Regions from separate parts of the Mus musculus genome. Here regions 1, 2, 4 and 5 are each linked to region 3. The links are chromatin loops, found by intact Hi-C in ENCODE. Cell type or tissue: left cerebral cortex. All regions are shown on one strand. Each heading gives the region's core, and the rest is flanking DNA. Links, peaks and the distances in the headings are about the cores only. Region 1 holds the start of Araf (Araf proto-oncogene, serine/threonine kinase). Region 2 holds the start of Mir5617 (microRNA 5617). Region 3 holds the start of Syn1 (synapsin I). Region 4 has its middle 20 kb from the start of Araf. Region 5 overlaps Araf (Araf proto-oncogene, serine/threonine kinase).

What was found. A loop is a pair of places that touch in the nucleus more often than their neighbours do. Peaks named below come from ENCODE experiments on the same cell type or tissue, not always from the same donor. Only the 100,000 strongest peaks of a DNase experiment are listed, where the experiment ranks them.
Region 1: it touches region 3 in a loop (2.7-fold over the local background); 7 of 42 quality-filtered maps call a loop at or near these places.
Region 2: a loop joins it to region 3, with 3.0 times the contacts of the local background. A loop is called at or near these places in 4 of 42 quality-filtered maps.
Region 4: it touches region 3 in a loop (7-fold over the local background); 9 of 42 quality-filtered maps call a loop at or near these places.
Region 5: it touches region 3 in a loop (3-fold over the local background); 3 of 42 quality-filtered maps call a loop at or near these places.

What each region holds. Positions count from the first base shown.
Region 1 is chrX:20,844,007-20,850,390 of GRCm38, reverse strand. It overlaps Araf (Araf proto-oncogene, serine/threonine kinase), which reads right to left and starts at 1,848. Exons shown (of 16, transcript NM_009703.2): 1 at 1,772-1,848; 2 at 309-464; 3 at 43-146. The coding sequence starts at 404. It also overlaps the pseudogene Gm15028. In left cerebral cortex, for the core only: no CTCF peak of the experiment used is centred there; DNase peaks (open chromatin) are centred at 1,910 and 2,962; H3K4me3 peaks cover 1,585 bases; H3K27ac peaks cover 1,923 bases.
Region 2 is chrX:20,861,306-20,867,493 of GRCm38, reverse strand. It overlaps Syn1 (synapsin I), which reads left to right. Exons shown (of 13, transcript NM_013680.4): 6 at 1,586-1,648; 7 at 2,233-2,375; 8 at 2,465-2,539; 9 at 2,631-2,733; 10 at 3,764-3,910; 11 at 4,224-4,311; 12 at 4,404-4,995; 13 at 5,885-6,188. The coding sequence ends at 6,020. Mir5617 (microRNA 5617) reads left to right here and starts at 4,312; the gene lies at 4,312-4,368. In left cerebral cortex, for the core only: no CTCF peak of the experiment used is centred there; a DNase peak (open chromatin) is centred at 3,597; H3K27ac peaks cover 1,297 bases.
Region 3 is chrX:20,917,921-20,924,304 of GRCm38, reverse strand. It overlaps Syn1 (synapsin I), which reads left to right and starts at 3,387. Exons shown (of 13, transcript NM_013680.4): 1 at 3,387-3,892. The coding sequence starts at 3,516. In left cerebral cortex, for the core only: a CTCF peak has its summit at 3,544; DNase peaks (open chromatin) are centred at 2,502, 2,741, 3,275 and 5,713; H3K4me3 peaks cover 3,072 bases; H3K27ac peaks cover 2,539 bases.
Region 4 is chrX:20,825,850-20,832,233 of GRCm38, reverse strand. It overlaps a transcript of Araf not described here. Among named protein-coding and RNA genes, the nearest start is that of Araf, 20 kb to the left of the region's middle. In left cerebral cortex, for the core only: a CTCF peak has its summit at 3,177 (motif pointing left); DNase peaks (open chromatin) are centred at 2,576 and 3,057; H3K27ac peaks cover 1,581 bases.
Region 5 is chrX:20,850,887-20,857,270 of GRCm38, reverse strand. Araf (Araf proto-oncogene, serine/threonine kinase) reads right to left here. Exons shown (of 16, transcript NM_009703.2): 4 at 5,703-5,805; 5 at 5,459-5,613; 6 at 5,243-5,341; 7 at 3,812-3,953; 8 at 3,684-3,711; 9 at 3,455-3,594; 10 at 3,156-3,358. Among named protein-coding and RNA genes, the nearest start is that of Araf, 5.5 kb to the right of the region's middle. In left cerebral cortex, for the core only: no CTCF peak of the experiment used is centred there; a DNase peak (open chromatin) is centred at 3,214.

The DNA of each region.
Region 1 (6,384 bases), core at 155-5,154, 73 kb after region 3:
TGTGTAGGGACCCAGTGAATGGCATGGGGTTTCCATACTTACCCTTTGATGAGCCTGTAGACCACACAGCAGTCCTGGTTGAGACCCCGCACCTTCAGGGCCTTGTCCAAAGAGTCATAGACACTCATGCCTTCCCGGACAGTCACCTGTGTGTGTGTGTGTGTAGAGATTGGGGTCTTCAGTATCCAATAGGTACCCTAGCCAATTATTCCTTCCCTCTGCAGCATTCATTCCCTAACCCTCGCCACCCTTCTGATCCCACACTACGACTATCTGGAACCCCTGCCAGTACTGCCTGAGTGACTCACCACTGTGCGTTGCTTGTTAGGCAGGTACACTTTGACAGTGCCAACTGCCCGAGATGGCTCAGCCCCACTAACAGGAGGGCCTCGTGGTGGTTCCATGTTGCCTAAGATTGTTTTCAAGATGGGCTGAGGTAGGACTGGGCAGCTGCCATAGGCCTCCTAGCAGAGGACAGAGGAGAAATTCAGAGGTCTAGTAATGACAGCCTGAAAGCAGAGTGGCAGAGGACATATAAAATTCCATCTCCAAGTTCCCACTGTTCCCTAAATCCCACTTTTTATGAACCAGCCCAATGATACTAACCCTTCTCTGCTGAGAATCTCCTATTGCTTATGTCATAGTTGAGTACCAAGATCTGAGACTCACTGCAGTGAGGAGACAGTGCACACGGTTCTGGACAGTGCAGAACACATGACTCTCTAGAGATTAATGGGGAAGCCATTATGTACTGCACTGAAAAATCACAGGTCTCAGGCACACAATGGAAATAAACAGGCTGTCTTAGCTTCAGAGAATGGGTAATCAGACACAGACAGGGGACAGGAAAATGGAGGATCATCAGACCTTGTTTTTAGATTGAAGGAAATGAAGACAGTACCAATGACCTTAAAAGGCACTGTGGGTATTCCAGAGCATAAGCTATAAGGCTAATGGTAGAATCAAAGGTACTGTCAGGTAGCTAATAGAGGTCACCAGACCCTCTAGAGTCCACAGAGGTTCGCCATACCCTAGACTAAAGAGAGATGTAATAAGAGTCACTACAGACTGTGAAAAACAGCTGGATAACAGACCACATTACACACTAAATCAAATGCAGTGGCAATGATGGCTCATCAGAAAACACTATCAAGAGGAAAGGCAAAGGAAGACAATGGTATCCAGATGAAGAAGATGGAGGTGAGGTTGGGGGAAGGGTTTCCAAAAACTGTACCTGATAACTACTGGGGGTCACAAACAGATTACTGGTGTAAACGCACTGTGAAATCATGGAAAGGGATTAGGGTGAACTAGGGATAATGAGGTAATCGTCAGACATCTTCCTAGGTGGCGTAGAATATGAAGGGCAATAAGGAACCATGGGAGAGAGCTGCATCTCCTGGACGTCGTGAGGAAACGTCATTAGACATTTTAAGGGGTTTAAGAATTCACCTTGGAATTTCGCACCCAAGCCCCAGACCCCAGACCCAATTTGGCTCCGTCCCGCCCTCCCCAAGGGCTTCAAGCTCTGTGCAGGTGCACTGCCACGCGCAGCAAGCGAAACCACCACTGCAGCCTGCAGGCCGACTCCTCCATCCACTCCCACGGTCGATGACGACGGTCTCGCCCTGGTCAAACCACTCCTTTGGTTCCGGGCGGGAGAACGCTGAGATTCAGACGGAAGCATCTTGGAGCTGAGCTTTCGGTCTGGACTTCATACCCGGGTCCCGCAGCCGCTCCAAAACCCGAACCCTACCGGGCCTGCCCTCACCTGTCACACCGCTACCACCACCACCGCCTCCATCTTGGGCTTGTCTTCTTGTTTCCTCTCAGTCCACCGCCACCGTCCCTAGGCTTTTTGCTATTGGCTCGCTGTGACTCGTCTCTCCATTCTTATTGGAGGATGATCATGCCCATCAAGACAGGGCCAGCGGAATGTGGGTCGTGTTCCGGATTAGGAGGGGTGGGCTCAAATGGCTGTCTCTAGGGCAAATTCGCCTGTCCTGATTGGCGCGCAGGCGCAGTCAGGGCGACTACTGCGTTTTAAGGACTTTAACCCTAACCGTGCTATAGAATAAAGAAGCTTGTCTTTTTTTGGTGTGCGTGTCAGAGGCACGACTCCATTTCAGTTTTGTATTTTCTGGCCATTTAAGACTGATCTGAGCAAGAGAAACCCTTAAATGCAATTTGGCCAGTAGTGTAAAGCACATTTTAAAGGACTATTCATATATCTTAATTTGATGGTCTTTAAAACAGGGTGGACTCAGACTAAATGATGTTCAGTATTTACCAGCTCTAAGAAACTGTAGTCATAACTTTTGCTAATTAGCGGATCCGTGCTGGAGGTCTGGCTCTAGGGAGGGAGGAAAGGGGTTGAGGAATTTGAAAGACAGACCACAGCTGGCTAGGTGAAGAAGGGAGTGTTGTTCTGGAATGCAATCCTGTGGCAGCCATTTGTGGACATATTTTAGGATGAATATAATTCTTAAACTGAATTTACCCAGGCATCAGAATAAGAAAAGGCACAGACACACACATGTGTATGTACCTACATTCTTTTTTTGGAGCATTTCCTTCAGAAAACTTTTATTTTCTCTGTCTATTGGAGATAGATAGATAGATAGATAGATAGATAAATCTTCCTTAAAAGCTTAGTTCTAGGGTTGTAGCTCAACAAGAGAATGAACCACAAAGCCCTGAGTTAAATTCTCAGCACCCTGCCCCTCCCCAAAGAGTATGGCAGTCTCTTGCCAGTTTTACAACCACAGAAAATTTTCCTAAAGGCCTTGAAACCATCTCTTTCAAATGTAACAACACCCCTATCTCCCTGTCTGATGCAAACTTCCTCTATGTGTCCAGCTCAAAGTTGTTCCTTCTTTCTTCTAAGATATGAGTCTTGGTTTTCCTTTGGATATAGTTAAGTAACAGATGGCCACCCTGACTACTAGATGAATTTAAGAGAAACTCTGTGTCCCAAATGGTACCGTCACGTTTTCTTACTTCAAAACGAGCTAGTAGTTATTTTGAGAACCTGTATGTAATGGGCTGAGTCTGTTGGTTCTATAAAAAGATAAGATTTCTTTCTTTAAGTTCTTTGCAAAAACAGGACAAGAAATAATTTGAAAATCAATCAATCATGAATCCAACAACATCATTTCTAAGTGTTTACTCTAGAGAAATGAAAACATATACCCACATGGTATGCTGGTAAATGTTAACAACCAGCTTTTCAAAAAGAAAACAATTGTAATTTGTAACATTTGTCAGTTGTGGTATAAAGATTCCTACAGTGGATGTTTCAAACTACCAATATGACATCACTGAACCAGAATTAAGAAAGGCCCTAAATTGGCTATGGTGAGCCAACCACAGCCCATTACATATCCACACTAAAACATGTATGCACATATTCAGATTAGCTTTATTCATATTAGGAAATGTAAAAACTAAAAACAAAAAAATACTAGAAACAGCCTTGGTATCCAACAAAAGAATAGACCATGAACTATGACAACGTCACATAATAGAACACTCAGCAATCACAACTATAGAACAGCATAGATGAATTTCCTAGACCTAAGTTTAAAAGAAGGAAAAAAAACCAGGAACTAAAGAGTAATACTATAGTTTTCATTACTATAGTTTTCAATGGAATTCTAAGCCAGGAAAAACCAGTTTATAGTGAAAGAAATCAAACTAGCTACCATTTGGGGAAAGAGTAAAGAGAATATTACTATGGTGTGGATGTGGTCTGTTCTTGTCAAAATTCATGGTGGAATTTTGGTAGCCAGTGCATGGATACTGATAGGTGGGGCCTTTCAGGGGATTGACATCATCCGTGCAAGACTGGATTAGTTCTTGCAGCAATGGATTAGTTCCTGCTCTTCAAACTGACTTATTGGGTTCTAGGGAGACGGCTCAAGTTGGTAAAGTAAGTGTTTCAGGTACTTTCCACATAAAAATAAACCAAGTGTGGTGATCTGTGTTTGTAATGCCAGTGAGAGGAGGAAACAGCAAGATCCCTGAGACTGGCTGCCAGCAAGTCTAGCTGAGTCAATGAGCTCCAGGCCAATGAAGAGGCTCTGTCTCAACAATCAAGGTGAATGAAATCTAGCAAGATGGTTCAGTGGTTAAAGGTGCTTGTGTTGCAGACCAGCTAACCTGAGTTTGATCCCTGGAACCCACAAAAAGGCAAAAGGAAAAATTGACTCCACAAAATTGTCTTTTAACCTCCACATATATACTATAGCACTTGTGTACCCCATTGTGCATGTACAAAATAATAATATTAGTAATAATAGTAAACAAAGTTGATGGCACCTGAAGGATACTGGAAATTGATCCCTTGGTTTTATATACATGTACATATATGTACAGGTGTCATGAATTCACATATATAAAAGATAACGGTGGATGCTGATATATGTACTTGTGTGGATATATGCACATGTGCATGCAAGTTCATGTGCATGTATGTGTGGAAGCCAAAGATTGGCCTAGGTTGCCTCTTTTTTTTTGATATGCCCCTGTTTCTTATATATTTTCTTAATTTTATTTTTAATTATTTTTTTACACTCCATATTCCATTACCCGCCCCACTCCATCCACCCTCCGACTGTTCCACACCCCACACCTCCTCCCCACCCCACCCTTGTCTCCACTTGGATGCCCCAACCCCACCATCACCACCACCTTACCTCTAAACTCCCTGGGGCAGTCTCTCGAGGGTTAGGTGTATCATCTCTGAATGAACACAGACCTGGAAGTCCTCTACTGTATGTGTGTTGAGGGCCTCATATCAGCTGGTGTATGCCTCTTTCAACTCATCTCCACTGTATTTTTTGGAGAGTGTCTGTCATTAAATCTGAAAGTCACCCTTTTTGCTAGACTGGCTGGCCAGTGACCTCCAGGGATCTGCCTATTTATACCTTCTCAGCACTGGGGTCACAGACATACGCTGCTGCTGGCTTTTATCTTCAGGTCCTCAGGACTGCATGGCAAGTGTTTTACTGAGCCATTCCCCCAGGCCCCAGGATGAGTTATATAGTATCTGACCCACTTTGTCCTCACTTAAAAAAAAAACATTTTTTTTTATTTCTTCCCACTCTGTGTGTGTGTGTGTGTGCCTGCAGAGTTCAGAAGGGGACATTGAATCCCCTGGAATTGGAACTAAAGGTAAGCTACCATATGTAGGCACTGAGAACCAAACTGGAAGAACAGCAAGTGCTCTTGACTGCTGAGCTATATCGCTCCTGCCCCCACTGCTCTCTTCTCTGCACTCAATCTTTCTTTTACAAAAAACAAAAAAACTATGGATTATTTTTTTAGAATTTTCTTTTAAATTAAATTTCTGGACCCTCAAATCCCCATCTCCCAGTGCAGGCCCATTACATTATAATGTCTTGATTACCTGCTGCTGGAACTCAGTGAGAGGGTCCAAAATACCTTGGGAGATCAAGAAAGGGATGTGGGGTTGTTTGTTTGTTTGTTTGTTTGTTTGTTTGTTTGTTTTTGTTTTTTGAGACAGGATTTCTCTGTATAGCCCTGGCTGTCCTGGAACACACTCTGTAGACCAGACCGGCCTCAAACTCAGAAATCCACCTGCCTCTGCCTCCCACGTGCTGGGTTTAAAGGCGTGCGCCACCACGCCTGGTTGACCTTTCTATTCTTGTGCTCCTTGGTGCCTTTCTTACTTTTAACTCGTGAGCATCAATCCAGTCCCAGAACTACTACTTCCTTCTCCTCCTCCATCCTTCTTTTTTTGAAACAAGGTTTCTCTTTGTAGTTTTATAGCAGGGCCCCAGATCTTAGTAGGCCCCTAGACCTTTCGACTCCCTGATGGAAGTACCATTCAGGGTAAAACTTAGCACTTAGACAGTTCCATCTGCCAAAACTAAAACAAACACCCAATCCATCAAAGTCAATATAGTCTCTAAATGTACTAACCTTGCTTTTTGGCTTCTGTAGTTCTACTTCTGGCTAACTGTTCTTGTTAACTAAAGTGTGTCAATCCAGGATATGGTTTTCATGCTTAAAATCTCACCTTGAGAAAGGCTCCATGCTGCACTGGGATCCTAAACATCCAGTGTAATTGAAGGTGGCTAAAAAGACTTTCTATTGCCTTAAAGCTATGTCTGAGTAGTCTTCTCTGGAGGATACTCCACATTTCCTAAGAATAACCTTGAACTTTTGGTCCTCTTGCCTCCAACTCCTGAATGCTGATATTACAGGCTTGAGAAATCACACTAACTTTGCAATGCTGAGGATTGAACCAGGGTTTCCCACATGCAGGGGAGCACTCTACCCTAGGAGCTTAATCCCCAGTCCTAGAGATGAGAGTGTTAAAAGTTAAGTGAGATCATAAGAGTGGGTCCTTCATTGATA
Region 2 (6,188 bases), core at 1,189-6,188, 57 kb after region 3:
TTCCTATGATGTCACTCATTTGGGAAATGAGGAAGGAGATTGTAGAGGGAGGGAGAGACCTGAAGGTCAATCAGTCACCCTTAGACTATGGGGCTTCCTGTGCCTGTTGGGAACTGCCACTGACCCAGAGCCTAAGAATGCTATCTCTACCCTGTCAGTAGGAGGCAGGGGCCCTACATTTGCACATGGGGTATGGTGGGGCTAGAGTCCTCATACTCTTTGCCTAGCCTGGGACACAGGGAGACTTAACACATCTTTGCCTAACACATATTTGCCTGAATATGTGTCCTGAATATGTATTATCTGTGTGTCTGATTTTCTGTATGCTTGTATTACAGATATGGAAAAAAAACATGTTGAATGTCTAGATATACTTTTCATGGACCCAGAAATGTGATGAGGTCGGAGTTACAGCGATTTGGTTATATGAATGCCTAGAAATGCATTCTCCTTCTGTATGTTGTATTAATCCTTCTGTTTGCTGTGGGCATGCCAGTGATTGCTGCATATGTCCATTTATTGTTTGCCTCGAGAGTAGTGTGTGCTTCTATAGTGCATAAGTAGTTCTGTTATATGTCCTTCTTTTATGTAGGTGAGAGCAAGGCAAGGTAGCTCATGTGTTAACTCTAAGAGTCTTAAGAGTGTGGAATATGGGGGGGGGGGCTGGCGAGATGGCTCAGTGGTTAAGAGCGCCGACTGCTCTTCCGAAGGTCCCGAGTTCAAATCCCAGCAACCACATGGTGGCTCACAACCATCCATAACGAAATCTGATGCCCTCTTCTGGAGTATCTGAGGACAGCTACAGTGTACTTACATATAATAAATAAATAAATCTTTAATTAAAAAAAAGTGTGGAATACACGTTGCTTAGGAGTATTGGCTGCTGTCCCATGCTATGACCACATGACCTGACTCACTGGATCTCTGTGAAGCCCTAGAACTAAATGTGATTTAAGTTTCTGGTTGTCTTTCTCAGTGGATGTGGAGTTCTTAATAGATGTGGACACCTCTGGCTTTGAATAGAATTCTAAAGGTGTGTGTGTACATAAAGATGAAGCTTATATGTAAGGTGTGGCTGAAGGCCTCATTGCTGCATGCTAACTACCACACCGTCTTACACACACTAACTCATACAAAAACAAACTTTCTCAGGCTGGAGAGATGGCTCAGTGGTTAAGAACAATAACTGCTCTTTCAGAGATCCTGAGTTCAATTCCCACATTGTGGCTCACAGCCATCTGTAATGGGATCTGATGCCCTCTTCTGGTGTGTCTGAATATATGAAATAAATAAACAAACTTTCTCTATTCTGGAAAGTTCCCTCATCCTCATCTAAGGACTCTGCATGGGAAATCAGATATGGAAAGCCTAAGGTTTAGAGAGTGGACCAGCAGGCAAGGAGGTGCATTCAGTTCTGAACTCAAAGCTGCTGTGAAACAATTGACTGCTGTTCTGCCTGTCTTTGACTAACCTTTTTCTGGGGAAAAAAATGTCAACCGGTGTGGCTCACACTCTATGGGTCACCAGCTCTTGGAGACCAGCAGAACAGCTCTGACCATGCCTCTTTTGCCTTCATTTTCACCAGCTCAGCAGCACAACATACCCTGTGGTTGTGAAGATGGGCCACGCACATTCTGGGATGGGCAAGGTAAGTTCTAGTAGGTCATATGTACATGTTTGTATAGTACATGTTCTTGGCACTGTAAGTAGTTAGATGTGCATCTGTGTACTCAACACATAACAATAATTCTGTTTGATGATGCATTCTGGGATGTCTTCATCTAATTGGCTTTTGTATTTTCATATTTCGCTGATTTTTCAGCCCATATATTTCTCATGCAACCAGCCAATTTTATATGTCCTGCTACCATGCTAGTGTACCAAGCATTTTATATATTATATATATAATAGCTCTATTGAAATGTAATTCCACATTTTATTCTACTCCCCTGTTTAAAATGGATAATTTGAGATGAGGATGTAGTACAGTGGTAGAGTGCTTGTGTAACATGTGAACATCCCTGTTTGGTCCCCAGCACTGCAAAAAAGTGGTCTTTAACATATTCAGAGTTGTATACAAGCAATTGTATGTTTGTGTGCACATGTATGAAATAGGTTACCCATAATTATGTGTGCTTGGGTGCCTTGGCATATCTACTTCGTATTTGTCTACACATTCCTCCAGATACATTCAGCCCTCACTCCTGCCTTCATCCATGCCTACACCCACAGGTCAAGGTAGACAACCAACATGACTTCCAGGATATTGCAAGTGTTGTGGCACTGACTAAGACATATGCCACTGCTGAGCCCTTCATTGATGCTAAATATGATGTGCGTGTCCAGAAGATTGGGCAGAACTACAAGGCCTACATGTGAGTAGAGAGGCGGGCCTTGTGTGTGTGTGGAGGGGCTACCTCGTGCATCTCATGTCCCACTAAGCCTCTCCCCCCCCCCCCACTAGGAGGACATCAGTGTCGGGTAACTGGAAGACCAATACAGGTTCTGCTATGCTTGAGCAGATTGCCATGTCTGACAGGTGAGACACATAATTGAGGAGTGGGAGTAAGGATGGAACAGAATCATCTGAGCAGAGCAATGACAAGCTATCCTGCTCCTTGTCTTGGCAGGTACAAGTTGTGGGTAGACACGTGCTCAGAGATTTTTGGGGGACTTGACATCTGCGCAGTGGAAGCGCTGCATGGCAAGGACGGAAGGGATCACATTATTGAGGTGGGAACACCCAGGGATTGGTGGGCACAGAGGGAAGAGTGGCTGCACAGAAACGATGGGCTAAACTGGAAAGCATTTTGTGACTCAAAAGTCCTCCAGGAAGGGTGGTGGAACTGTAAAGTATTGTGTGAGCTGGGACATCCCTAGCAAATGACAATGGTAAAAACTTGGGCATCTTTGGTGAATGGGCAACACTTGCTAAGATATAAAGTGCTCTGTGAATAGAGATATCTTGGTAAATGGCAAAGCACTTAGTTAACCTTGAAAATGTCCTAGAAACCACAACAAAGCACTCGGTAAAAGACAAAGTACCCAGTGAAAGCTGGGACCAACAGTACATATTTTATGCTTTGTGGGCCATGCAGTTTGGCACTCTGATTCAGTCCCATAAAAGCAGCCACAAACAAGATGGAAGATTTGTGCAGCTGTGCATATGGATACAACTCATGTGTTTATGTCTATAACTTTTAAGTACACTGAGTTTAAATTTCATATCTTTTGCACACATGAAACCTTTTTCCCCAACCACTGAAAGCCATCGGAGGCTGGGTGCAGCGGGAAACGGTAATCCCAGCACTAATGAAGAGTTTGAGGGTAGCCTAAACTATGGTACATGCCTGTAATCCTAGCAACTTGGGAGGGTGAGGCAGGATCCTGCCTATGATTTTAGGGTTAGACTGGTGGTTTTTAGGCTTGCTGGGTGGTTGTGGTTCTACTTCCTTTAAAATAAGAAGAAAAAGATATAGAACATATCTTAGCTCATGAGCCATAGAAAAACATGTAGCAAGCTAGATTTGCCCCCATAGACACTGATTGCAGAGCCAGCTCTAACACTCCACCCACAAAGCTGTCCAGAGCCTTGGAACTGGCAGGCTTTCCTTACAGTGCACAATCAGCGCCACTTAGAAGCCAGACAGAGCTCTCTTTGCAGTCACCATGTTTTTTTGCCAAGTGAAAGTATGTTGTTGACACTGTGGCCTCACATGCACTTCCTGCCTCCCCTAATACTGGATCCTTTTCCCTCCCATAGGTGGTGGGCTCCTCCATGCCACTCATTGGTGATCACCAGGATGAAGACAAGCAGCTCATCGTGGAACTTGTGGTCAACAAGATGACTCAGGCTCTGCCTCGGCAGCCGCAGCGGGATGCTTCCCCTGGCAGGGGCTCCCACAGCCAGGTCAGGCCCTTGGTCTTGAGCTAGTGGGAAGGAGGCCAGCCCTTCATCAACCTGATGCCATAGAGGTGGTATCAATGGACTATTAATGTCACCTTTATGCACTTGTGGCCTCACTAAATTGCTGCTACCTTGCCATCTTTAAGAGTCTCCTGACCAAATATGGGGTGAGAGGCCTCATAGCTCCATATCCCCTCAACTGGCCACAAATGGGGCAACACCCAGCACACAGGGAACCCATGTCGTTTTGATTGGCTGTTGCTCCCACTCTCCGGTAACTATTTTTAATCTCTTGTATTCCACTCTTCTGCCACAGTCTTCATCCCCAGGAGCCCTGACCTTGGGCCGCCAGACCTCCCAGCAGCCTGCAGGTCCTCCTGCTCAACAACGACCCCCACCCCAGGGTAAGTGAGGGCAAGCCTTCTGGGTTCCTACCATCCCAGGCGGCCTCAGCTCTCACTCACTCTCACTTGCTGTTCTTTTTTTCTGTTCCTAGGAGGCCCTCCACAGCCAGGCCCAGGACCTCAGCGCCAGGGACCCCCGCTGCAGCAGCGCCCACCCCCACAAGGCCAGCAACATCTTTCTGGCCTTGGACCGCCAGCTGGCAGCCCTCTGCCTCAGCGCCTACCAAGTCCCACCGCAGCACCTCAGCAGTCTGCCTCTCAGGCCACACCAGTGACCCAGGGTCAAGGCCGCCAGTCGCGGCCAGTGGCAGGAGGCCCTGGAGCACCTCCAGCAGCGCGCCCACCAGCCTCCCCATCTCCACAGCGTCAGGCGGGGGCCCCGCAGGCTACCCGTCAGGCATCTATCTCTGGTCCAGCTCCAACGAAGGCCTCAGGAGCCCCACCCGGAGGGCAGCAGCGCCAGGGCCCTCCCCAAAAACCCCCAGGCCCTGCTGGTCCCACTCGTCAGGCCAGTCAGGCAGGTCCCGGACCTCGCACTGGGCCTCCCACCACACAGCAGCCCCGGCCCAGCGGCCCAGGTCCTGCTGGACGTCCCGCCAAACCACAGCTGGCCCAGAAACCCAGCCAGGATGTGCCACCACCCATCACCGCCGCTGCCGGGGGACCCCCGCACCCCCAGCTCAAGTAAGGGGACCTTTATAGCAGCCTTGGCCTTTGCTGCTCACAGAGTGCACTGTCCCCAGTAGGGCATCCCCAGATCCCAAGGAAAACCAGATCTCCTTTGCCTGGGCCAAACCCCTTTTGTCTCAATCCCAGCAGTTGAGGGAGAATCCCAGCATCTCCACTTCCAGTTCAGATTCCTCCCCTACAAGCCCTGGGAAAGTCCCCCTTCCAGACCTTTGGCCCATCCCAGTAGCCTGGCTGACCTACTTCCAGTACTTCCCTGTCCATCTGATCTCTTATTATCACCCTCCTCCCAGACAGCCCTGAACTCCCTCAGGCCAATTTGCAGCAAGCCTTCCATCATTTCCCTTTTCAGCCTTTCCTCAAACCTTCCCTAAGACTCCTTTCTGGTCCATTGCCAGATACTCCTGCCACTTCAAACTCTCCCAGATCATACCATCCTTTCTGCTTCTCCTTGTCCATTCTATTCCCCTAGCCCTTAGCTCCAAAGTTTTCCCTGGCCCCCACCCCCACCCCATCTGTTCCCCCTCAGACTGGCTTACCTCATACTAGACTGTCCCTAGCCCAGGCTCCTCCTAGGCTCCTTGCTGGAACCCCTCCTTTCATCCTCCATATCAAACTGACCAAGGAATCTTCCCATTAAACCACACCACTTTATCTTATATCTAAGTCCTCTCAGCTGACCCCACATTCGCCTCAGTCTCAGCTTCATCACCCTTGAGAATCCATCAGGGTTCAGGGGCATGCTTGGGGGTGGGAAGGTCACAGGCACAGCCTCAGGATCAGAGGGGCAGGGCTGGGGCTGGGCCTAGGGTAACATTGTGTTTCTCTCCCTTCCTCCCCTTCCTCTTCCCCCTTCCTCCCATGCCTCCACCTTGTCTCTCTCTAGCAAATCCCAGTCTCTGACCAATGCCTTCAACCTTCCAGAGCCAGCCCCTCCCAGGCCCAGCCTTAGCCAGGACGAGGTGAAAGCTGAGACCATCCGCAGCCTGAGGAAGTCTTTCGCCAGCCTCTTCTCCGACTGACATCCCACTCTGAGAACCCCTAAACCCCTAGACAGCCCTCTCTGGGTCCTGAGTCCATTTCTCACTTTTGGAACCTCCAAATCCCTTGAGAACCCCTCTCCTGGTTCTCCTAGAGCCCACTTCTCATTCCTCAGTATGTCCCTTGAGAAACCTGGTCCTAAATCCAGT
Region 3 (6,384 bases), core at 863-5,862:
AAGAATGAGTCAAAGTGAGGGTTTTTAGTCGCTGCTCAGGATGTAAGAGATACTTGCTTGGAAGAAAATAGAAGCTTGTCTGCATATGTATGCATTGTGAAGTACATATCTCTCGGTAATGTTGACTTCCAGAGATGTGCAAGAATTACGGGTGAATTGGATGTGTGTGGTACAAAAGGTTATAACTATAACAAAACCATAACGGATGTGTGTATGTTCGCTCACACTAAGGTAGAATTGGTAGGTATGTGTCATAGGCACAATCCTGCATGAACTTGTGTCAGGAGTGCATATTTAAGTACGTTCACCAAAACACAAGAAAGTGATTCTTAGACTCTTCTGTATGCCTACTCCTGCTGTAGAAGTTGGTGTGGAGCTTTGTCTATCCTTGAAGATTTAAGATACTCCAGAAGGAGGGGAGGAGCTTCCTTTAAAAGACAATCTGCAAAAGTTCATTTCTAGAAACTAAGCCACCTGGGGAAAATAATGGCACTAGGAAGCTAACAGTACTAGGAGTCTAAATGTTTCCCAGGAATTGCCACAGTCGGGGTGGTTGTGCAGAGCCCTGATTCAGGCCCAGAGGAGCCAAAACAGTGTGAAGACCTGCATCTGCTTCTGAGTCACCAAAGAGGTCACCAGAGGCCATGCTTTTCTTCTTAAATCAGCAATATAGTTACATAGTTTAAAACATTAAGAAATACCCATATGCAGGAAGTTCCTTATTTGAATTGCCAGAGAGTATCCTGCAAAGAAAGAAGGATTAGGGGGCTGGAGAGATGGCTCAGCAGTTAAAAGAGCACTGACTGCTCTTCCGAAGGTCCTGAGTTCAAATCCCAGCAACCATATAGTGGCTCACAACCATCTGTAATGAGATTGGATGCCCTCTTCTGGTGCGTCTGAAGATAGCTACAGTGTACTTACATCTAATAAATAAATAAATCTTTAAAAAGAAAAAGAAGAAAGAAAGAAGGATTAGGCAAGCAAAGGCTAATTCTACTGAGACTGGAACTCACTAGGATAGAGGAGGAATTATGAGGATGGCTTGGAAATATTGAACTTAGGAACCCTAAGAACCTAGGGAGAAAGGGATGGAAAAAGGTGAAGTGGAGGCATGGTTTCTGGAGACAAAATGAGCAGGCAGGTTTCTGATGGGGCTACAGCACTTGCAAAAGCACAGAGGTTATGCCTCTCCTTCCTCATTTAAAGATTAAAAAAAAAAAACTTTCAGAAAGATTAACTCACTTTCCCAACCATATTGTGGAGGCTGGTCTTGAACTAAGCTATGTGACTCCAGATACCACACTATTATTGCTGTGTTTAACAAACTGTTGATTTCATAAATAAGGAATGAGCAAGTGGCCAGAGTTGGTAATGAACACCGGGAATCTCATTAATGTAGGGGCTGAGACCAGGCTAACTTGGGCTGCACAGCAAGATCTGGTTTTAAAAGAAATGAATAAGTAGGTGATTCTAAAATCTTTCAGGCAAGAAACTTCTGCCACTTGTTCCACTGTCATTGCTCACTGGGGTCAATGATGTACCCAATCATTTTGGCCCTATTCCTTACTAAAATCTCACTCCAGTTTGTTGTGAAGACACTGGCACTAGCTGTTTCATCTTCCTGCCTCATATACCAATCACAGCAAACATTATTCTTGGGAGATTATTTGAAGTTCATAAATTCTCCTAATTCCTAATTTGCAAAGTAGAAATATTATCTGTAGATCAGATTGTTGGATAAGCCAAGGTACATTTAAACAAATAACTATGCATTTGCAATTTTGTTATAGCCAGACTCTTACAAGTTGACATAATGGCTTCTACATCTTATTACTGCCTGAATTACTGTTTTAGGTCTATTGCTGTGAAGAGGTACCATCACCAAGGCAGTTCTCATTAAAAAAAAAAAAACATTTAATTGGGAGCTTTCTTACAGTTTCAGAGATGAGTAAATTATTACCATAATCAGGAGTGTTGTGGCAGACACAGGCTTGATGCTGGAGCCATAGCTGAGAGCTATATGCTGATCCACAGACAACAGACACAGACAGACAGACAGACAGACAGACAGACAGACTGACTGGCTGGCTGGCTGGCTGGCTGGCTGGCTCTGGGCTTGGCATGGACTTTTGAACCCCCAAAACCCACCCCAGTGACGTGCTTTCTCCAACAAGGCCACACATTCTAATCCTTTTAATCTTTCCAAACAGCACCAGTCCCTGGTGACTAAGCATTCAAATATATGAGCCTTCTTATTCAGACCACCAAAATTACTTTATTTTTCCACATGAAAGTATTATGTGGCTTCCTGTCTGCAAAGAGGAAGACATCCATGAACACTAATGACACTGGGTTTGGGCTATGTCCGGAGCAGAGGAATGAGGCCATGTAGACTAAATATGTGCATGTGGAGGAGGCTGAAAACACATCAGAGCTAGCGCTGCAGGAAATGCTTCTGCATTGCATACCCAGAGTTTCCTTGCTCATCTGGGAGTCTGTGTTTTTCCTAGATGTGTGCACTTGTGTGAGATTCTCTGGGTGTGAGTCAAAGTGTTATCTGAATGTGTAATGTGTGCTCAATATGCTCATGTGTGTTACCCTGAGCTTCTGTGTCTACATATATACCTGGATGCCTGTGTGTTCTGTGATGTACATATATATTCTGTCTTTCCTTCCTTTTCTATTTGTGTTATTCCATGTGTTCTTTCAGATTCTCACCACCAAGGGCAAGGATATGTTAACTACCCAAGTGTCCACCTCCGCCTGTCTGGTGATGTTTACGCCACCCCCGTGCTCTTTTCTTTGCCCGACAGAGTTGTTATAGGAGATGTCTCCCCGGGAACACTGCAGGAAGGAGAATTTCTACATTTATGTTCCCCTCTGAGTGTGCTTCTATCCCCAAAATGCCTTCAAAGGTGAAAATCAACACTGGAAACCCAAGTATCTGGGAAGGGCAAGAGTGTGTAAGTGCAAGTTAGCCTAAGGAATAGGAAGAGGTTGGTAAACAGGGTAGGATCGTGGGAGGGAGTTTCGTTACTACAGGTCCGGACCCTCAGGACAAGAACCCCACCCCCACTCCCCAAATTGCGCATCCCCCGCCCCCATCAGAGGGGGAGGGGAAGAGGTTGCGGCGCGGCGCATGCGCACTGTCGGATTCAGCACCGCGGTCAGAGCCTTCGCCTCCGCTGCCGGCGCGCACCACCACCTCCCCAGCACCAAAGGCTGACTGACGTCACTCACTAGCCCTCCCCAAACTCCCCTTCCTCGCCGCCTTGGTCGCGTCCATGCTGCCGTGAGTCCAGTCGGACCGCACCACGAGAGGTGCAAGATAGGGAGGTGCGGGCGCGACCATACGCTCTGCGGCGGCAGAGCCTCGGCGCTGCCTCAGTCTGCAGCGGGCAGCAGAGGAGTCGCGTCGTGCCAGAGAGCACCGCCGTGCTCCTGAGCCCCTCGCGCTCCGCCCCCGCGGCCCACAGACCCACTGCCCCTTGGATCCCCTGCCCCACGCCGCCACCATGAACTACCTGCGGCGCCGCCTGTCGGACAGCAACTTCATGGCCAATCTGCCGAATGGGTACATGACAGACCTGCAGCGCCCGCAACCGCCCCCGCCGCCTCCCTCGGCCGCCAGCCCTGGGGCCACGCCCGGCTCCGCGACAGCCTCTGCCGAGAGGGCCTCCACAGCTGCTCCAGTGGCTTCTCCAGCAGCCCCTAGTCCTGGGTCCTCGGGGGGCGGCGGCTTCTTCTCGTCGCTGTCTAACGCGGTCAAGCAAACCACAGCAGCCGCAGCCGCCACCTTCAGCGAGCAGGTGGGCGGTGGCTCTGGGGGCGCAGGCCGCGGGGGCGCCGCCGCCAGGGTGCTGCTGGTCATCGACGAACCGCACACCGACTGGTAAGCCGCTGTTGCGCCTCCTCGAGGGCCTGGGTACCCAGATGTTTCTACAGTGAATGAGCTATTATCGAGCGCCACTTGTGCGCCTGATATCTGGCCCCCTCGCCCAGTTCCTTCCTTTTAATGATTTGTGCTCAGCTCTCCCTTTAAGCCCCACTTTTACCTCCCCCAAACTAAAATGGGTACAAGGAGCAATTATCTGTTGCCTCTTCTTATTACTCATTCCCAAAAGCTTTTGGCTTCAATATATGCAGAAAGCTTTCAAGGGCCAAATGTGCCCTACCTCCTCTGTCCAGCTCTTGCCTGGAAGGTCTCATTCCCTAATGAGTCTTGTAAGCATTAGCACCTGCATTATACCTCACTGCAGAGCCCTTCCCTGGAAGTCTTTGGCTCTAAGGACTTCCTTGAGCATGTTTTGAGAGCCTGATTCACGCAGTTACCCTCACCCCTTGCCCAAAGGCCATCTCTCTAATGGATCTTGTGAACGTGTATCCAATTGATGCTATATGTCCCACCCCAGAGCCCTCATCAAAGACCTTTCAAACTTGTCTGTAAGCAGTGATTGAATGTGTCTGTTGTGTATTCCACCTCATTTTCTCATCACAAGCTCTGACTCTAATGGATCCTATGAACCTTGACTGAATGCCAAGTCCAGGTACGTGCTCTGAAGGGACCCATTTTCTCTGAAGGATCTAAGAGGCATTAAATGCTTAACATGTACTATTCCTAAACCTGCCTCAAACAAATCATTTTCCAAGCATGAATTCTGTGAGGGTTTTCAAGCTTTCTATGTGTGACTCATTACCAGTCTCTCCTCAATGACCTTTTCCTATAATGACTCTACAAGACATTTATTGAGTGCTTTCTGAATCTCCTGTTCTCCAGACACTTTTCCAAAGGTCTTTGGTGGATCCATTCAATATTGATTAGTTCCCTAAAATGAGAGCCTTGTCAAAAGATCCTTTCCTTTCAGCAAGTGTCTGTTGAATGTCAGCTATATACCCCACTCCCAATCCTCTATCTAATGATTTGTCCTTTAGGGGCTTCCATCACCATATACTGAGCACCTTTTACATGACCCAGCCAAAGACCTCTCCACAAAGGTCTGTGATAAGAGTTAATCCAATACTCAAACATCTAGCAGTTGCTGTGGGCACCATTTGGGTCACTTTTGCCAAAGGCTTTTTTGTTTCACCCTTCTTTAGAGCATTTATGGAACACTTGGTCTACATAGGCCTTCTCCACAAACATCTTTCTTGGATAAAAGGAGAGTTGTGCTTGCCTAGATCAAGTTTCTGCATTCCCTTCCCCTTTCCATTCGGGGCTTTTCCTCCAAGAGGGCATTTATCAAATAATTCCTAGCCTTCCTCATCAAAGGTCATTTGTGAATAAATTCAGTGAACACTAATTTCTCATCCACCCTGTACTCCAGTCTGATAACTTTCCTCCAAAGACCCTTTCCTCCAGTGACCCCCATGAGCATTTATGGAGATTTGTGTGTTTATGCTTGCTCCTCGGATACAGTTTCCTGCAGTGAATGTAGCCAGCACCTATGCAGTACCTGTTGTTTATAGGACGTACATCTCCTTTCATTATCCCTAGGAGAACCTGCCCCAGCCGTGAAGCCTGCCCTCTAAAGGCTTTCCTTCATTAACCCAGGACCCAGTATATAAGATTTACCCTTTCCCATCCCCTTTAGTAACCCCTGAGAATCCTCTCTTCCCAACCTTAAGTCCATGCAGCGAAATATCGTTGGTCTATTTAAGCCAGTCAACACGTACTGAGCATCAGCTGTATGAGTCACCCTCAGTCTCCTCTTTCCAGGGCTCTGGAAGTCCCTGCCATTGCCTTAAGAGCTCACACTCCAAAGATCGATTTCAGTCAACACTTACGGGGTACCATCTGCCTACTGGCTTGGTCACCCCTCCCTCAGAAGCTCTTGCCATGCCATCCTTTCTGTTTAAGCCCTTTAATCCATTCTACAGATAGTTGTTGCATTCTTTCTATGTGACAGAATATGGGATGCATTTGTTAAGCACTTTTCTATCCTGGGAAGAAACCTCCCTTAGTTCCCCCTTCTTCTACTCCTAATCACTAGCTGAATTTCCTATAACTTTTCCTACTTATCCCCATAAGCATTTGATATGCAAATATTGTATACTTTGAAGAACATACCCCCTGAAGTACAATTTCTCCCCATTATTTTTTAAGATTTATTTATTTTATGTATATGAGTACACTGTAGCTGTCTTCAGACACACCGGAAGAAGGCATCAGATCTCATTACAGATGGTTGTGAGCCACCATGTTGTCGCTGGGGATTGAACTTGGGACCTCTGGAAGAGCACCCAGCGTTCCTAGCCCCTGAGCCATCTCTCCAGCCCTTCTCTCCAATATTTTGACTAGATCCTGCCTACACACACACACTTTGTAGTCACCTCCCCAGCAGTCCTTCCCCTCTCTCATTAATCCAGAAAGTATTTATTAATCTC
Region 4 (6,384 bases), core at 856-5,855, 92 kb after region 3:
GGCATTTGGGGGATGGTATTGAAATCATGTGCAGTGGAAACTTTCTAAAATATATGAAGGTGATCCTAATAAGGTGTCCTAATATTCGTGGAGATGAAGTCGCAACTGGCCACCTCTTGTCATAAAAGGAAGCTTCCAATACTGAGGCTGAGCTGCATTCAGTTGAGTTCTTTGCCAACAGGGTCCCATGGAAATCTCTAAACAACCCAGGCTGACAACTGGGACCCATTGCTGAGGACAATACCCACACAGCTTATTGTATGGAAAATTAGAGCTGGTGCCAACATGAAGCATTCACTCCTATGTCCTAGTCTCTTTGGTGTGAGAAGGTACTCTGCAAGCTACCAAGAGAAAGATGTAAATGCTAACACAGCTACAAAAAAACTCTAGCTTATAATCAGTCCTGCATACAAGATATGATAGGGCAATGGTGGCAAAGAACTTGTGGAAGTTCCCAACAAATGTCTAATTTGACTTAAGGCCCACTCCATGGAAGGAATTTATACCTGGCACTGCTTGGGTGACCAAGAACTAGAGACCAGATAGCCAAGAGACCTGGGATAAAACCACATAATATTGCTAAAAAATGGGGGGGGTGTCAATAAAATGACTCCTGATGATATTCTGCTATATGCCTTAATCAGCCATCATCAGAGAAGCTTCCTCTGGCAGCAGATCGAAACAGATGCATTCCCGCTTGTGCAGACACACACACACACACACACACACACACACACACACAGAGGGGAGGGGGAGGGAGGGAGAGATCCCTGGAACACACAACTGTAAATGAGATGATGTCTCCATCCAATCTTTTCTTCAGAGTTCAGGGGAACCTTCAGAAGAGGAGGCAGAAAGAAAGCATGGAGAGCAGCAGGAAAACAAGGTCTGTAAAAGTAAACAAGGCTCATATGAAGTCTCAGAGACTGAAGCAGCAAACACAGCGTTCACAGGTCTACACCAGGTCCTCTGCATATATACTGTAGCTTTCCACTTAGTATTTTTATAGAACTTCTGAGTGTGTGAATGAGTGGACTTCTGATTCTTGTTCCTGCTCCCCAGTCTCTTTTACTTCTGTTGGGTTGCCTGGTCCAGCTTCCATGTGGCGTACTTTGTTTTATCTTATTAAACAGGATATAGGGTATGAGAATAAGAATCTATTTTCAATTTAAAAATAATAAAACCTTAATTCTAAATAATGCAGTCAGATTAAATTTCCACTCTCTTGATGAAAATTTAATTTTAATACATGAAGCCTAGGGAGGCAAGCACAACAAATGACAATAATATGTCATTTTTAAAATGTCCTAGGTTATGGGTTCTGCTCCTATACTGCCTGCTTCCTGTTGCGTCCTTAGTTTTTATTCTGTTTTGCACTTTTACATTGTAAATAAGAGGATTTTTATTTTTATTTTCTTTCATTTTGTGGTTTATCTCTTAGACCTAATTACAGTATAATTTTATGAAGAATGCATCTTAATATAGTAAAATATATCACCCCATTTTTGAGACAGTGATTGCTTTGAACTCACAATCTTCCTTGTCCCACCTCTCAGTTCAGGGATTATAAATTCATGCCACTACTAGAGTCACCTCTTAATTACTTAATGTTTGTGCTTCAGGGTTTTCTTTTTTTCTTTTCTCTTTTTTTCGAGACAGGGTTTCTCTGTGTAGCCCTGGCTGTCCTGGAACTCACTCTGTAGACAAGGCTGGCCTCGAACTCAGAAATCCGCCTGCCTCTGCCTCCTGAGTGCTGGGATTAAAGGTGTGTGTGTGTGCTGCCACCACCGCCTGGCCAGGGTTTTCTTTTGTTGAAGAAGAAACACAGAAGTGGATGATCACAGTCAGCTATTGGATGGGTCACATGGCCCCTAATGGAGGAGCTAGAGAAATTACCCAAGGAGCTAAAGGGAATTGCAACCCTATAGGTGGAACAACAATATGAACTAACCAGTACCTCAGAGCTCTTGTCTTTAGCTGCATATGTATCAGAAGATGGCCTAGTCGGCCATCACTGCAAAGAGAGGCCCATTGGACTTGCAAACTTTATATGCCCCAGTACAGGGGAACGCCAGGGCCAAAAAGGGGGAGTGGGTGGGCAGGGGATTGGGGGGGTGGGTATGGGGGACCTTTGGGATAGCATTGAAAATGTAAACGAGGAAAATACCTAATAAAAAAAAAAGAAAGAAAGAAACTCCTTAGTGATACAGGCTCAGAACACACTGCCACAAATTATATAGAGAATTGATGTATTCTGTACTTTGAGTTGAAGCAAGACCTTTCTGACCTTGTCCCCTGCCCCTTCTCTTACTTGGCTTTCCTAAGGCTAGCCATAAAAACTAGTCCTTCCTCTTCTTCAATGCAAGGCACAAAACCTGGAAATAGTGCTCTAAACTTCTGTCTTTCTATATGGGAGTTGGCCATAAATTTGAGAATTTGCCTTGGCTAATAGGAGCTCATGGGTCCTCATTCCAGCGATGCCCTACATCTGTGGATAAGGAATAGAGAGAGGCCAACTGGATGGGTCCCCACTGGTCCATCTATGAGACAGCTTTCTACTACTGTAACACACACACACACACACACATTTCTGAGCCTGGGTTGGTGGTTCATGCCTTTTATCCCAGCACTTGGAAAGCTAAGGCAGGAGAGTCATGAGTTCTAAGCCAGCCTGGGACCTACCTTATCTCAAAACAAGACAAAACAAAACAAAAATAAAAACAAGCTGTAATAAACTCAATTGTAATTTGTTCAATTTACTATTGTGAAATGTTTCTCAACGTGCATTCACCAAGCACTTATACATCTGTGTCTTTTCAATATGTTTTTCTAAGCATTTCTATATCTCTACATCTTTTAAGTATATTTTAAAACGAGGATAGGAATCTTAGAGGGATAAAAGCTGCAACAAAAACTACTTGCATGCTTTTAACAAAATAGGACTCCTCCAGAACCACTAGTTATTTTTAGAAACCACGTCTATCTCCGCCTCCATGGCTGAAAGGAATTGCAGACACCATCTGTCCTAAGCTCAGCAGCTGGAACTGGAACCCAATAGCCCCAGCCACGTAGGTGGAATGTAGGAGGACAGCAGTCCTCGCTGCTGATTTGCTGATTGTTGTCGCAGTGGTTTGGTGTATGCTGGGTGTCACTCAGAAAATGGAAATGGGGCCCTCTGCTGGGCTATGCACCAAATTCCATCTAGGGAATTTTCTGGAAAGAAATTAGCCATAGTGAAGGACAAAATTCTAAGAGCCAAAGAAAAAGAACCAAGTATCCATCTGAGTTTAAATGCCAGTTAGAAACAGCTTAGAAAATTTATTTAGGTAACCACATTAGAAAGCTCATTCCCCCTCTCTTTTGTGTTATTGAATTAAAGTTTGTTTTTTTTAATGGATAACTAAAGTATAATTTTTTTAAAAAATCATCATATTGAAAAGCAAAACTGTGGTTTTTAACATTCTTAACTTTATTATTTTCAGAATATTAATAAACATATGTATTTTAATTAATTAGTTTATTTATCGTACATATGTGTGTGCATGCATACCATGGAGCAGGCACATGTGGAGGTCAGAGGACATCCCCAGGGACTCAGTTCTCTCCTTCCCCCAGTCGATCAGGCTTGATATTGGATATCTTTATCCACTGAGCTCTCTGCTACTCCAAACATTTGTAGTTCTGCTTTGTTCTTTAAATATCAGACTTCAAATCTACCTGGGTAGTGTTCTGACAGTTTTCTTCTCAGAGCCCCTTGACTCCAGCTATAGTTGGAGCAGAGGATGTTATAAAAGCAATTGGATTATGAGTCTGAAACCCTTTGATACAGATATTTAGAAATTGTTAGTGTCGATATAAGGCTGATTCTTCACTCCTCACGTGTGTTATTAGTTAAAAAAAGAGTAGTAATCAAAGACATTTCTGCATAGACAGCCACAAACTCATTAAACACCGTCATTTAAAGGAATGTGCTAACTTAGAAAGATGCTGTTGTGTTATTTCCAAGCGAATAAAAATAACGTGTAAGAGAATGAGCGCTCCCCGATCTCATTTCCTTTTTTTTTAATTTTCTTAGAGCCTGATTCTACAGCCCAGTGTCACAGCAATTGCTTCCTATGTATGATTCTGAGCTTGGTCTGAAGCGCTGTAAAACACACAGAACTGTCTTAATAAAAGACCAACAGAAACTTCAGAAGCACAGCAAATAATCAAATGCTAAGGGATTTCATTGTTTCTTTCATGAATGCTGATTTCTCAATCATAAAAAATTCTTTTTCTTCCTTTACTCTTTTTTGAAATGGGGGGTGCGCCTCACTATGTAGCCTAGCCTAGCCTCAAACTCAGGATCTTCCTGCCTTTATTCTTCTAAGATTGCTAGTCTCACTTTAAAATATACTTAAAAGATGTAGAGAAATGGAAATGCTTAGAAAACAATATTGAAAATACACAGATGTGTGAATGGTGAAAATACATTAAGAGACATATCACAATAGTAAATTGAACATATGTACACCACCATACAAAGCTCTGCCCTTGTTTTTTAATTTTAATTTTATATTTCCATGGTGTTTTGTTTTGCATTAAAGCTTTTATATTGGTGGAATTTTATTTTGGTGTGAGGTCTAATAAAATACATACCATATTTTCCTGTTTGTCCCCTTCAAGAAGCTACTAGAGTAGCCTAGAAACATTTGGAAGCTATTTGCCTTTCTTAGGGAAGTAACACAGGAAGAAATTAGTAGAAAACTGTTTTGTTTGGTTGGTTGGTTTTGGTTTTTCGAGACAGGGTTTCTCTGTGTAGCCCTGGCTATCCTGGAATTCACTTTGTAGACCAGGCTGTCCTCGAACTCAGAAATCCGCCTGCCTCTGCCTGCTGAGTGCTGGGATTAAAGGCGTGCGCCACCATGCCCGGCTTAGAAAACTGTTTTGATGCTGGAATCCTGAGGAATAAAACCCTGGCTCTCAGAAATTATAGACAAATCCCTCTATCACTAAAGCTGTGTGTCTCCAACCATAGTGACAACTCTTTTTTTTTTTTTTTTTTTAAAGATTTACTGTTGGGCGGTGGTGGCTCACGTCTTTAATCCTAGCACTTGGGAGGCAGAGGCAGGTGGATTTCTGAGTTTGAGGCCAGCCTAGTCTACAAAGTGAGTTCCAGGACAGCCAGCAGGGCTTTATGGAGAAACCCTGTCTCGAAAAACAAACAAACAAACAAACAAACAAACAAAAACCCAAAGATTTATTTATTATATGTAAGTACACTGTAGCTGTCTTCAGACACTCCAGAAGAGGGCATCGGATTTCGTTACTGATGGTTGTGAGCCACCATGTGGTCGCTGAGATTTGAACTCAGGACCTTCAGAAGAGCAGTTGGCGTTCTTAACCACTGAGCCATCTTGCCAGCCCCCATGACAACTCTTAATGGAAAAAAATGTTCAAAAATCTTAGACTAATTCTGTTTTATAAGTGGGAAGATGCCCCATAAAAGACTATGGAATAAATACTTAATCTATCATTACCAAAAATAGACCCATTTCAGGACATTACTTGAATAAAGAAAAGGCAAAATAGTGTGGCATCTTACAACGTTCCAAAGGATTCCATTACCTTTAACTTATATCGGTAACACAGCTGGGATTGGTAGCTCATACTTGTAACCCTATCATCTGGAAGATGGAAGGAAGAGAATCAGGAATTCAAGGTCAGCCTTAGCTAGTTTGAGGCCAGCCTATAATTCACGAGACCTTGTCTCAAAAGAATGGTTGGTAATAAATATGTCATTAAATATTACATTACAGAGGCCTAGAGTGATGGTTCAGCAGTTAAGAGCACTGAATGCTCTTCTAGAGGATGCAGATTCTTTCTATTCTCAGCACCCACATGGTGGCTCAAAACCATCTATAACTCCAGTTCCAGGGGATCTGATGCCTTCTGGCCTTTGAAAGCGCTGCACTGTTGTATAAATTTTTAATCCCAATTTGGAGTTTCTACCTCACCTTGATCATTCAGTTCCTGGACAAAAGACACACAACTGTTATTATTTTAAAACATACATGTAAGCAAAACACCCATACACATAAAATCTTTTTTATTTAAAGGAGCACTATAGAAGAGTACAGAGTACTGCAGTTGCTTGGACCAGAAGTTTGAGACTTAGTCTGAACAACATAATACAACTCTGATTTAAAATAAATAGTAAGCCAGGAGTGGTGATGCCCACCTTTAATCCTAGCAACCAAGGGGAACGGGGCCAAAGTCTCTGTATGAGTTTGAGGCCAAGCTGGTGTACATAGTGAATTACAGGTCAGCCAAGACTGCAGAGTGAAACTCTGCCTCTAAAGAAAGAAGGAAAGAAGGAAGGAAAGGGAAGGGGAGGGGGGGGGA
Region 5 (6,384 bases), core at 840-5,839, 67 kb after region 3:
GGGCATTAGCCACCATACCTAGCAGTGGCTATGTTACAGATGACAAAGTAGGAAGCCAACCTTCTTTATCAATACTGAGAGAGAGAGGCTCAAGACATAGAGACATGTGTGACATGGGAGGATGACAGTTTACTAATCACTGAGAGGCTTAGAGGCAAAGAATCTAGAGTCCGAAACCATGTTACAACCCAAACCTTTACCAGTCACTCATTGTACAACCTTGAAGAGGACTTCTAACCACTTTGGTCCTCTTGTTCCCAAACCATACAACTGCTATCATTACAGCAGCGGCTTTCTGAGGATGTCACAAAGGGTGAACAAATGGTCTGAGCGGTCCTTAAAACAGCTGGACAAACAGTAAACATTCTGAAACTTCCAGTTTGTTTCTGGGTACCTGAGTCTACTTCATGGAAACTGTCACATGCAAACCTCTTTAATATAGTTTATGAGAAAACCACATTCTTAAGTATTAACCACTGTTTGAGTACGCAAATGCAAACAACAGGGATAATATTTAGATCACAGAAGACAACAGAGCACCAGGACATTCCCTTCTTGTTTTGATACTTGAGCTGGAACATAACCTTTCATATGCTAAGCACATGCTCTACCACTGAGGATACATACTTACACACAAGGACTAGGGGGTTTTTTGGGGTTTGGTTTTTGTTGTTGTTGTTTCGAGACAGGGTTTCTCTGTGTAGTCCTGGCTGTCCTGGAACTCACTCTGTAGACCAGGCTGGCCTCAAACTCAGAAATCCGCCTGCCTCTGCCTCCCGAGTACTGGGATTAAAGGTGTGCACCACCAACGCCCAGCTCTAGTTTTGGTTTTTGAAACAGGGTTTAATGTATCGCAGGCTGGCTTCAAATTCCTGATCCTCAGCCTACCAAGTGCTAAGAGTATAGACATGTGTACTACCACAAAAAAAATTTTTTTTTGAGACTAGGTTTCATCACATACTCCAGATTTTTTGAACAATCTATGTATTTCTGTGTGTGAAAGTATACATGTATGTGTTAGTACGTGTGTATGAAGACTTAAGTGGAGGCCAGAGGTCAACCTAGGATGTTGTTTTCAGGACCTACTCGAGTTGTTCATGCATTATTTTATAAACTGGTTTTGAGGCAGGAGATTTTTCACTGGGACCTGGGACATGCCAATTAGTCTAGACTGATGAACCTCTGGAATCTTCCTATCTGTGTTTCTCCAGTGCTGAGCTTGTAAGCCTGTGCTGCCACACCCAGCCTTTTACATGGGTGCTAGAGATCAAACATAGGTCTTCTTGCTTACATGATAAGCACTTTACTACATTATCACACCAGTTCTGGTCTCAAACTGTTGTTCCTTCTGCCTCAGCCTCCCAAGTACTAAGATTACAGGCATGCACCATCATTCTCAACACAGGGATTTCTCCCAAGTACTAAGATTACAGGCATGCACCAACATTCTCAACACAGGGATTTGTGTGTGTGTGTGCGTGTGCGTGTGTATAAGAGAGAAACAGAGACAGACAAAGACAGAGGCAATATACAGGTATGCGTGTACATGTACATCTGTGCACACAAACGGAGACCAGAGGTCAATGTCAGGTGTATTCTTCAATCACTCTCCACATTGTTTTGTATGTGGCACACATACATGACTGTGCATGTGCATGGGTGGAGAAGCCAGAGGTTGATGTTGGATTATCTATCTCCCTTGATTGTGTTCCACCTCTTTGGGTTTTTTTTTTTTTTTTTTTTTTTTTTTTTTTTTTTTTGGTTTTTCGAGACAGGGTTTCTCTGTGTAGCCCTGGCTATCCTGGAACTCACTTTGTAGACCAGGCTGGCCTCGAACTCAGAAATCCGCCTGTCTCTGCCTCCCAAGTGCTGGGATTAAAGGTGTGCACCACCACGCCCGGCTCCACCTCATTTTTGGAGACCGAATCTCTAACTAAACCTAGACCTCACCAACTGCCTAGACTGGCTAAGCACCAGTAATCCACTCTTGTCTCTGCTTTCCCAGTGCTAGGATTACAGGTGTGCACCACTGCACCCAGCTTTTTACTTTTTATGTGGGTGATGGGAATCTAAACTCAATCACAAACATATTAAGCACTTTACTGATGGAGCTATCTTCCCAGCAAATATGAAGATTCCTTTGTCTGTGATCATCTGTGTATATAGAGCATGTGTGCCACAGTGTACATGTGGAGAACAGAGGACAACTTTCAGGAGCCAGTTCTTTTCTACCATATAGGTCCCAGGGACTGAATGGACTCAGGTTGTCAGTCTTGGTGCTAAGTGACCTCAGCAGCATAAAGATTCTTAATAGTGGGAAGCCAGTAGATAAATAGAATGCAAATTAGTGCATACTCAAATCATCAAACTTTACAGAGATGAGCTGAGAATAAGTTTTCTTATTGTGGCATCCATTGTGTTTATCTGATAAGAGGGGGGAAGCCCATATATGCATCCTCAGATTGTCAGAAATTATACCTTCCTGATAACAGGGAGTATAGCTCAGTGGTATTACATGTGCTTAATATGGTTACACACACACACACACACCCTATACAACCTTGCTTATATAAAATAAAGGCACAAAGTACTATGCTACATAGTAACTGTAGTGGCTAAAATGGTGCCACCCTGGTTTTTTCAGTGTGAATGAATTAATAGTGTTGATCATACCTTAATTACATCAATTATAATAACTACACAACGGGAATATAGAATATGACTATAATTAATATTGTTGTTTGCATCAAAGAAAATTTTAAGTATAAAATTATGATTAACAACAAGCCCACAACACAATGAGTATAATAGCAGTGACTCAGCAAAAGGAAGGACGGATATGAGCACTCCTGGAGCTGGAATTACATAAAATCTTCATGTGTTAAATAATCATGGGAAGGTCCTATGGCTAGATCTAGTTCCCAGCCAGCAAATAGCAATGTTCATCCAAAGAAAGACCATCATCATTGTCCTCATCTGCAGCCCATTGCTCAGAGGAGAAAGGGTCATCTCTTGGAGAGAAATTGAGCCTCATTATACTTCCAACATGGCACAAATAGAGTACACACCCAGGAAGTACCCCAGCATGGCTTTTTCCCAAACACTAAATGCTGCCTGCCACCATCCTGTCCCACTTACATTCACAGCAACCTCACCTGAGCACCTGCATCTCATTCTTGAAGGCCTGGGCCTGCTCAGCGGTAGGTTGGGCCACCTTGAGCACTTTCACAGCTACATCGCCATGCCAACGCCCCCGAAACACAGTGCCAAAAGAGCCTGTCCCGATCCTCTTCAACAGCTGTACCTCACTGGGTGGCACCTCCCAGTAATAGCCTGAGTCCCGGTACCCCAGGTTCTTCTGTGGGCCAGATGGGTGGCATCAGAGGGGCCTACCCACAACCCTCCGTCATAGCACTCAGGCTATGGTGGCCCCCAAGGATTTCCTATGGCATACCACTTTTTTCTTTTCATCTGCCAAGGACTTCCGCTCCCGCTGTTCTGAAGGTAACTTGGAATGTGGGGACTTCCTCCCTGAAGACACACTAGCTGGGCTAGGGCTACCCCGAGGGGCTCCATCACCACCTCTACCAGCAGCTGTGGTTGTACAGAATGCTGTGAGTGGAGGCAAGTGGGGTGGTGGGGCAGAGAGCTCAGGGTGCAGAAAGGGGTGGGGGTTCTCTCACCATCGGTGCTGAAGCTCTGAGCAGTAAACTGGAAGGAGGTGGGAGCAGAAGTCAAAGTGAGGATATGGCAATAGTAATGGCTCTAAGCAATGCTCCATGCTCCCCACTGTCACCTCCTTGACACCCACCTGCATGAGGCTGGAGTCCATGGGAGCTGTGGTGCTGACCATGTGGACGTTAGGAGTAGATGTGGAGCGGATGCGCTGCAGTGGGGGATTGGCAGGGGCAGGGAATGAGAAGTGCTCCTGGTCACGTTGCTGGGTAAAGGGGCTAATAGAGAAAAGGCTATGAAATCGCTGCAGAAGGAACTAAAAAGCAAAGAAAGCCCAACTCCACCACCCTGAATGTGCGTTCACTCAAACAGTACATGTCTGTTGGTCAGACCAGTAATCATCTGCCCAAGAAACATTTACTGAGTGCCTCCTGTGTGCCAGATGCAACTCGAAACAGAGGAGATCAAACTGTGGATACCATAAATAAAAAGCTCTTGCCCTTGTAGAGTTTTTAGCAGAGGCAGAAGAATAAAAAAGCAAATATATAATGTGCCTGTCAGTGATAGGCACAAAAAGAGGAAAATCAAATGAAGGAGGTAGAAAGTGTCCCTGGGGGAGTCAGGAGTGGGTTCTCAGAGAGGGTAATATTGGGAGAAAGGTCTAAAGAAGGAACAATGAAGGACAAAGATAGTTGGAGAAAGGGTAAGATATGACTTTTTATTACATATCATAATGACATGTATTTTTCAAATATATTATTTATTTTATAATAATGAGCATTACCTATATTAAAATGGCAACGTTTTCAATACACATATTATATTATGTAATACACATTACACACATCATATAACGATTATACATATATCACGTTACAAAACACCTTTTTTACTGTTTTAAGACAGTCTCATGTAGCCCAGGCTGGCCTTGAACTTGCTACTTAGTGGAGGGTAGCCTTGAACTATTGATCGTCTTGCCTCCACCTCCCATGAATTATACCTTACAGAAAAACATTCTTCTGTTACTTTCACCATCCTGAGATTAAATTCACAGGTAAATCAACACACATACACTCATAACTACAAATAATAATACATTAACCTTACTTTTTATATATTATGCAAAACTATATGCTATCATATCCAACATAAGTGAAATAAAAGTACTTTCTGATACAGTAACATTTATTTCAAAGAGAAAAGACTGGGGTGTGGTTATACTGGAAGAAATGAACAAACTAGATGATTTTATATATACACTTGTAATGAATAACACTTGTTATTTACTCTGTATCAGATCTTGCTTTAAGCATTGCAAATATCTCAACCCTTAATCCTCTTCAGAACCCACTAGGGAAAATCTCATCCCCTCTTCCCAGATGAAAAAAATGAAACCTGGAGTGACTGGGTGCCTTACCAATGATCCCACAATCCCATGCCCATATTCAACACTTGTAGGTACTCAATAGTATTTATCACGTAAACAAATAAACGAAAGTATAATCTCTCAGGGTCCTCCAATCCTTCTTTCACTGGCCCCCTGGCCTTTCATCTACGACATCCCTACCTGGGACCCTGGGGGGTTAGCAGCTCATTCACAGAGAGATTTGAGGGAGCCTCCTGCTGCCTGGAGCCTCCAGACAGATCCTGGATGCTGTGGTAGAACCTTGAGGGCATAAAGGTGTAAAACAAGAAGGCTGTGAGTATAGCTTGGCTGACTGTAAGCCCTCGTGCTGGGGCTTCCGTCCTCCCCACCCCTCAAGCCACCCCAGGCTGGGCTCACTGTCGGCGGTTGGTACTCATGTCAACGCAGACGGTGGGGACCTTGGAGGAACAATGCTGGTGGAACTTGTAGCCACAGGTCTGGCAGCGGAATCCATGGAACAGAAACTTAAGGCAGAAGTCACAGAAGGCCAGGCTGAAGAATGTCTTCCGTACCTGCAGCCACAAAGCAGGGAAGTGCAGGCCCGACTGAAGGCCCTCTCTGTCCACACTGTGGCCTCCCCCACCATCCCCATTAGACTTACAAAATTGTGCATGGTCAGTGGCACATCTTCTAGGACCTCCACAATGAGCTCCTCACCATCCAGAGGCGCAATGGCTGTGTCCCAGGCAGTGACTGTCTTTCTTCTGCAAGAAGTATGGGAGAGAATGAGAGCGATGATACACTGGGACCACAGTAGACAGGGAAGTTCCCAAAGTTCCTCTCAGTCCCATCCACGAACCACTCTCCCACATGTTTAATTCTCACTACGTTAGTCACTTTTGGACAGGAGAGATGATGGCTCAGCAGTTAAGAATACTTGCTTTTCTTTCAGAGGACCTGGGTTCAGTTCCCAGCACTCACACCGTGGCTCATAACCATCCTTAACTCCGGTGGGATCTTCAACCTTCTTCTGGCCTCCATAGGCGTGAGGAACACACACAGTGCACACGCATGCAGTCAAAACACTCATACACATAAAAAGGGTAACATTTCAAATAAAAAATAAAGTTAGTCACTATTTTTACTCCCACTTTACACATGAGGAAACAGGCTCAAGCAATTAGGTGAATTGCCCAAGCGCTAGGCTAACAGGTATACCCACCACTCCCAGATTTAATCCATGATCTTAAGCATGTGGTGAGAGGCAAATGAAACTACATCTCAGGCGTAGTAAGCCAGCACCTGAGACACTGAAACAGGTAAAATGAAAACAGGAACTCCAT